2 separate regions of the Homo sapiens genome follow, and region 1 is linked to region 2. Evidence: chromatin loops called from intact Hi-C (ENCODE). Cell type or tissue: PC-9. All regions are shown on one strand. Links, peaks and the distances in the headings refer to the core of each region. The heading gives the core; the rest is flanking DNA.

The links. Hi-C counts contacts between places; a loop is a spot of excess contacts. Peaks named below come from ENCODE experiments on the same cell type or tissue, not always from the same donor. Only the 100,000 strongest peaks of a DNase experiment are listed, where the experiment ranks them.
Region 1: it touches region 2 in a loop (2.1-fold over the local background); 2 of 110 quality-filtered maps call a loop at or near these places.

Annotation. Positions count from the first base shown.
Region 1 is chr3:155,496,293-155,499,214 of GRCh38, reverse strand. It overlaps PLCH1 (phospholipase C eta 1), which reads left to right. Exons shown (of 23, transcript NM_014996.4): 15 at 1,798-1,895. Among named protein-coding and RNA genes, the nearest start is that of PLCH1-AS2, 12 kb to the right of the region's middle. In PC-9, for the core only: no CTCF peak of the experiment used is centred there; a DNase peak (open chromatin) is centred at 1,124; H3K27ac peaks cover 829 bases.
Region 2 is chr3:155,390,338-155,393,259 of GRCh38, reverse strand. No RefSeq gene overlaps it. Among named protein-coding and RNA genes, the nearest start is that of PLCH1-AS1, 57 kb to the left of the region's middle. In PC-9, for the core only: no CTCF peak of the experiment used is centred there; a DNase peak (open chromatin) is centred at 1,529; H3K27ac peaks cover 778 bases.

The sequences.
Region 1 (2,922 bases), core at 108-2,607, 110 kb before region 2:
AAGAAGATATACAAATGGCCAATAAACACATGAAAATGTGCTCAACATTGTTGGACATTAGGGAGATATAAATCAAAACTACAATGGAATACCTCTTCACACCCACTATGATACTTATAACCGAAAAGGCAGACAATAACACATGTTATTTCTGTTGCCTAGAGTACGGACCACATACATCTCCTCTGCCCTTCCTAATTAGTTACTATTTTATGTATAGATATTCTGTTGGAGCTTAAGTATAAAGTTTAATTGAACACTAAAGTTTAGGTTTGTTTTTGGTAGTTGTTTCCCATAAGAAAAAGTGTGTGTGTGAGGGGAATGTGATGGTCTGTGGAGGACTTGACTGCAGAAGAGAGTGGTGGTACAATTTGTAAGGTTGCAGAGGAGATCCTATGAGTGGTTTGTAGGAGAGAGAAAACTATTAAAATATCTAAGATAAAAACAGCACTAGATAAAGTAATGAATGTTTGTTTTAAGAAAGCTAGAGAATATAGAAAAAGTATAAAGAAGAAAGTAAACATCCTTTGTAATTACATCTCTCCAATAATCACTATGGAAATTTGGCATATTTCCCTTTAGGTGTATAATTCTTGTGGCCCGCTACCCACTATGCAGTGTTTCTGTTCCATTTTAGCCCTGGTCTCCTCCCTGCAAAGGCCATGTAGTTCCCTGATGAACTCTGGTGTTACTCCCTAACTGGGTCACAGTGGGAATCCAGCCTTCCACAGCAGAACTCACAAATGCATGAGAAGAGGCTGTGATTCCTGGCAGAGCAGTGAATAAAACCACATTACAATAGTCCCCACGTCATCATGAGAAATGACTGCAGTGGATGCCTGAAACCACAGATGGTAGTGAACCCTATATATATGTTGTTTTTCTCTTTCCTTATTAAGTCAAACATTTTCACCTTTTCACTTCAAGGAAGTGCTTTGCAGCATCTCTTTGGCATATCTGAATTGCCAGCATTACTACTCCCGCACTTTAGGGCCATTATTAAGTAAAATAAGAGTTACTTGAACATAAGCACTGCAAAACCTCCACTCCACAGTCAGTCACATAAGAAGATGTCTACCAGATGACACATACATCATGGATATGCTGGACAAAGGGATGACTCATGTCCAGAGTGGGACGGAGCAGGACCTCACAAGATTTCATCATGCTACTAAGAATGGCATACAATTTAAAACTCATGGCCAGGTGCTGTGGCTTGCGTCTGTAATCCTAGCATTTTGGGAGGCCAATGCAGGTGGATCACTTGAGGTCAGGAGTTTGAGACCAGCCTGGCCAACATGGTGAAACCCTTTCACTGCTAAAATTACAAAAAATTAGCTGGCGTGGTGGTGTGCACCTGTAGTCCCAGCTACTCGGGAGGCTGAGGCAGGAGAATCACTTGAACCTGGGAGGCAGAGGTTGCAGTGAACCAAGAATGCGCCACTGCACTGCAGCTTGGGCAACAGAGAGAGACTCTGTCTCAAAAAAAGAAAAAAAATCTCATGAATTGTTTATTTCTGAAATTTCCACTTAATATTTTTAGACCATGGTTAACTATGGGCAAATGAAACTCTGGAAAGGGAAAGTGAGGATAAGGGGGGACTACTGTAGTAGGATTTTGTGGTGGAAAGAGCACTGAACTAGGAAGCACACTTGGGTGCCAATCCTGGCTCCCTTAGGACCTGGGGCAGGTATTCCCTATTAAATCATTGTCTTAAATAAGGAAAGTGGGATAACCAAGAACCCAAACCTCTTTCAACTCCAAAATGTCATGCATCCTCTGTGGGTACTTCACAGATTGGGTCGCCGAAGGAAAACCATGAAGCTCTGCCGAGAACTCTCTGATTTGGTTGTGTACACAAACTCCGTGGCCGCTCAGGACATTGTGGATGACGGTAAGGATGGAGAGTTTTCTCATTCTGCTCTGAATAAACATTCTTGACCTTTCTTTTTCAATTGTTAATGAATTTTTGTTAATCCCATTATCAACACACATTTTTGGGACTATGTAGAAACCAATTTGAGTGTCAGGAAACTCACTGCTGCTATAGTGTTGAGTTCACATGGAGGGTTCTACTGATTACTGTGGTTGCCTGATTGACCAGAGGCCAGAGAAAGTTCCCACAGGGCCAAAGAGGACTTTATTACTATACAAAGACAAGTGCCTCAGGGCAAGATCTTCCTGCAACACTTGAACTGTGAAGTCCAGGCCCGGCTTGAGGACCAGGTCACAGATGGCCATTCCAAATGCGAATGACCAAAAGAAGAAATTAATTGGCTAAAATCACACCTTGAAAAGCCCTATATTTTCTCAATGAAAGTTTTGACTTGGGTGAAAATAGCTTAATCCAGATTGAAGTTTTAACAAAAAGAGCAGAAATCTCAGTAGCATTCTCTCCGTCACTGTTTTTTACCTATCAGTTGCCACACGGAGCTGAGAAATTCTAGTCACATCTATTCATATCCTTGGCTTTCCTGCTAGTTACTCTTGTCTCCTTTATCTTCTATTTCATTTAGTTACTGAATGCTTACAGAAAAAAAACCTACTGTCATGTGGCTTTTCATCTAATTTTAATTTTAGTGGAACCGAAATGTAAATCAGGACCTCCAAATTTCTCAACAAGTTTTAGTGAAGGGAAAACAACATTGTGTCCTCACAAACCTCCAGGATTCTTCCCTCCCATCTCCCCCTGCCCAGCCCCCACTCCACAAATGTATCTTTTTCTATTTGCAGAAAGATTTCTTCCCTTTGGCCTTGATTCCTTCTTCAAATGGTAACAATTATACAAGATTTAAATGAATTTCACATGTGAGAGCATGAGAACCTGTAGGATTCTCAGCAACTGAGCAACACACTCTTACAACAATTGCCCTTAGCTCAAAAATAAACTCAGGGAATGATTGCATTAAGTTAAAGGTATA
Region 2 (2,922 bases), core at 139-2,638:
CAGGACATATATATATAATCCAAGAATATATATTAATATATAAAAATATATATTAATTATATTAGAATTAATGCCTTTGGGGCCACGGATGGGAAGTAGGAGTGTTGGTGGGTTATGATGAGGAAAATACAGAAATAAAACAAGAGAAGGGCTTTGCATAGATTAATGATGACAGACAGCCTGAATCTGGAGAATATTATACTCTACACTCTCCATGTGAAGTCCAAAAGGAAAACAACAAAACATAATGCTAAAATGTGAGCATTTTTTTGTTTATTGATTTATTCATTGTATATATTAAGTAATATCTAAGATTAATATCACTTGTTAATATGTAGCATATATCTTCCTAAGTCCATTTCCATTCATTAAATTTGCCATGGTGTTCTTTATTAAATATAAATCCTTAATTTTTTTTTCTTTTTCTTTCTTTCTTTTTTTTTTTTCTCGCTCTGTCTCCCAGGCTGGAGTGCAGTGGTGCAATCTCGGCTAACTGCAACCTCCGCCTCCCGAGTTCAAGCCATTCCCCTGCCTCAGCCTTCTGAGTAGCTGGGATTACAGGCGTGCGCCACCATGCCTGGCTAATTTTTGTATTTTTAGTAGAGACAGGGTTTCACCATGATGGCCAGGGTGGTCTGGAACTCCTCGCCTCAAGTGATCCACCCTCCTCAGCCTCCCAAAATGCTAGAATTAAAGGCGTGAGCCACCGTGCCTGGCCAGAAATCCTTAAATTGGATGTAATTAAATCTACCATACTTTTCACATTTGGAGTCAGTTGCCTCTGATTGCTAGGTAATTATTTTCCTTTTGGACTTCAGATGGAGGGTGTTGAGTACAATAGTCTCCAGACTGTTTGAGTGCAGTTGATAGTGCAGTCTAGAGAAATTCCCTAAGTACTTAGAACCAGCATCCTGTGCTCTTTCAGGGCCCCGTGGTAGAGTGGTGAGTTGAGAGGGAGCTTAGAGGGGCTGAGCCTGTTCTAGCAGACACCAATATATCTTTAGCTCAAATGTGATTTTCAAGTTTCTTTCTGTGAGCCCTGTACCCTAGTGAATTGTTTATGCAATAAACATAATTTGATACAAAAAATATTAGAGTTGTGAGGTTAGTGCTCACCACCATGGCATGGAACATGGACTCAGTAGCAATATTGCAGAGGGTAATTTGTAGAGAGCAAATTACCAGGGCTCTCTTTCCAGAAAAGAATCTTTTGAGGCACAAAAGGCACAAAATGCACACCTCATTGCAGGACTCTTGCAGTGTTTCATTTGATGGTTCTCTTATTAATCCCACCATTTCAGACTGGATGCCCTTCACATCAGAGTAGCATGTCCAGATCTCTGCATGCAGGGAGTGAAGTAGGCAGCAGCCTTGGCCCAAAGCTTTGCACAGGACTTCGTATTGAATCATAAATTAGTCTGCAGAGGAACACGAGAGTAACCCAGTAATTTGTTCTGACAAAAGCAGGATTAGACATTTCCAGGTCATTTGGTGCTCAGTGTGGCTCAATTAGACACACCCAAACCCACAGGCATCTGGCTTGTTGTATTTTGGGAGAGCAGGTCAGTATGAGAGGAATGTCACCAAGGCAACTCCATGGGGCTGGAAGATAGGAAGTCATAAACACTGTTCCTCTCCAGCCTGGCTTTGGGACAGACACCCTTTCTGTGCCATTGGATACAGTGAGCTTGCTAGGATCTCTTAGATGGGCATACACATTCCAAAAGAACATGGATTTGCTTACATTCTTTTCAATACAGACTTCAAAGTGCCATTATTAAAAGCACTTCTATCAAAGATGTTACATCTCATTTTTCTTTTATTTCAAAACTCAAATTTGTTTTGTCTCTCCTATTTTATTTTCAGAAGTTTTGCATGATGCATCACACAGCATGTATTATTGCATTTCTTAGAATTGAATATATTCCAGGCAACTTCTAATGGTTTGCGTAAGCATCACATCTGTCTTGCATTAAATGAAATAGTCTAGTCATTTTTAATGCAGAGTAGTCCCCACTGCATTTCTATCTCTTAAATCTTGTTTTGCTTTTAAGCTAGTGTTTTCATTATTTTCCTTTTAAAACTGAACTTATTTAGGATTAAAGATCATTCTTCCCTGTGACGTTAGTTTCAAACTGTGTTTTTCTTTTTGTATTATTTTCCTTAAGAATTTTTTTTTTTTTTTTTTTGGAACAGCCTCGCTCTGTTGCCTAGGCTGGAGTGCAATGGTACAGTCTTGGCCCACTGCAGCCTCCACCTCCCAGGTTCACTCAATTCTCCTGCCTCAGCCTCCCGAGTAGCTGGGACTACAGGCATGCACCACCATGCCCGGCTAATTTTTGTATTTTTAGTAGAAACAGAATTTCACCATGTTGGCCAGGCTGATCTTGAACTCCTGACCTCAAGTGATCTGTCGCCTCAGCCTCCCAAAGTGCTGGGATTACAGGAGTGGGCCACTGCGCCTGGCCAATTTCCTGAAGAGTTTTTTTTTACCATAATGGGTATGGCTGAATAAAGCAAACAAGCTAGATACATTTTTTTTCCTATTTACTTAATTTGAACATGCTTAAAATTCTAGAGCATATAAACAAATGAAATACCTTTCAAATTGTTTTCAGATTTGAATTAGCAAACAAAGTTCTATTCATATTTTTAAAGGAAGGTTAAAATTCAGCAACAGTGGAGGCTCTTAAACATTATGTCAGGATTCCTGCTGGAAAGTTATCAAGTGAAAAAAATCATTTCAGTGTTTGATTGCACATCAAGTGCTAAAGATCAATTTTCCCTTTGGAAATGCTGAAGCTGTTCTCATTGCATTTCCTTTCCTATACTTAGAACATTTGCATGAAATATTATTTCAGCTGTTATATATAAAGTTAGCTGCATAAGCACATGTGTGATGCTTTGGAGATGCAAGGAAAC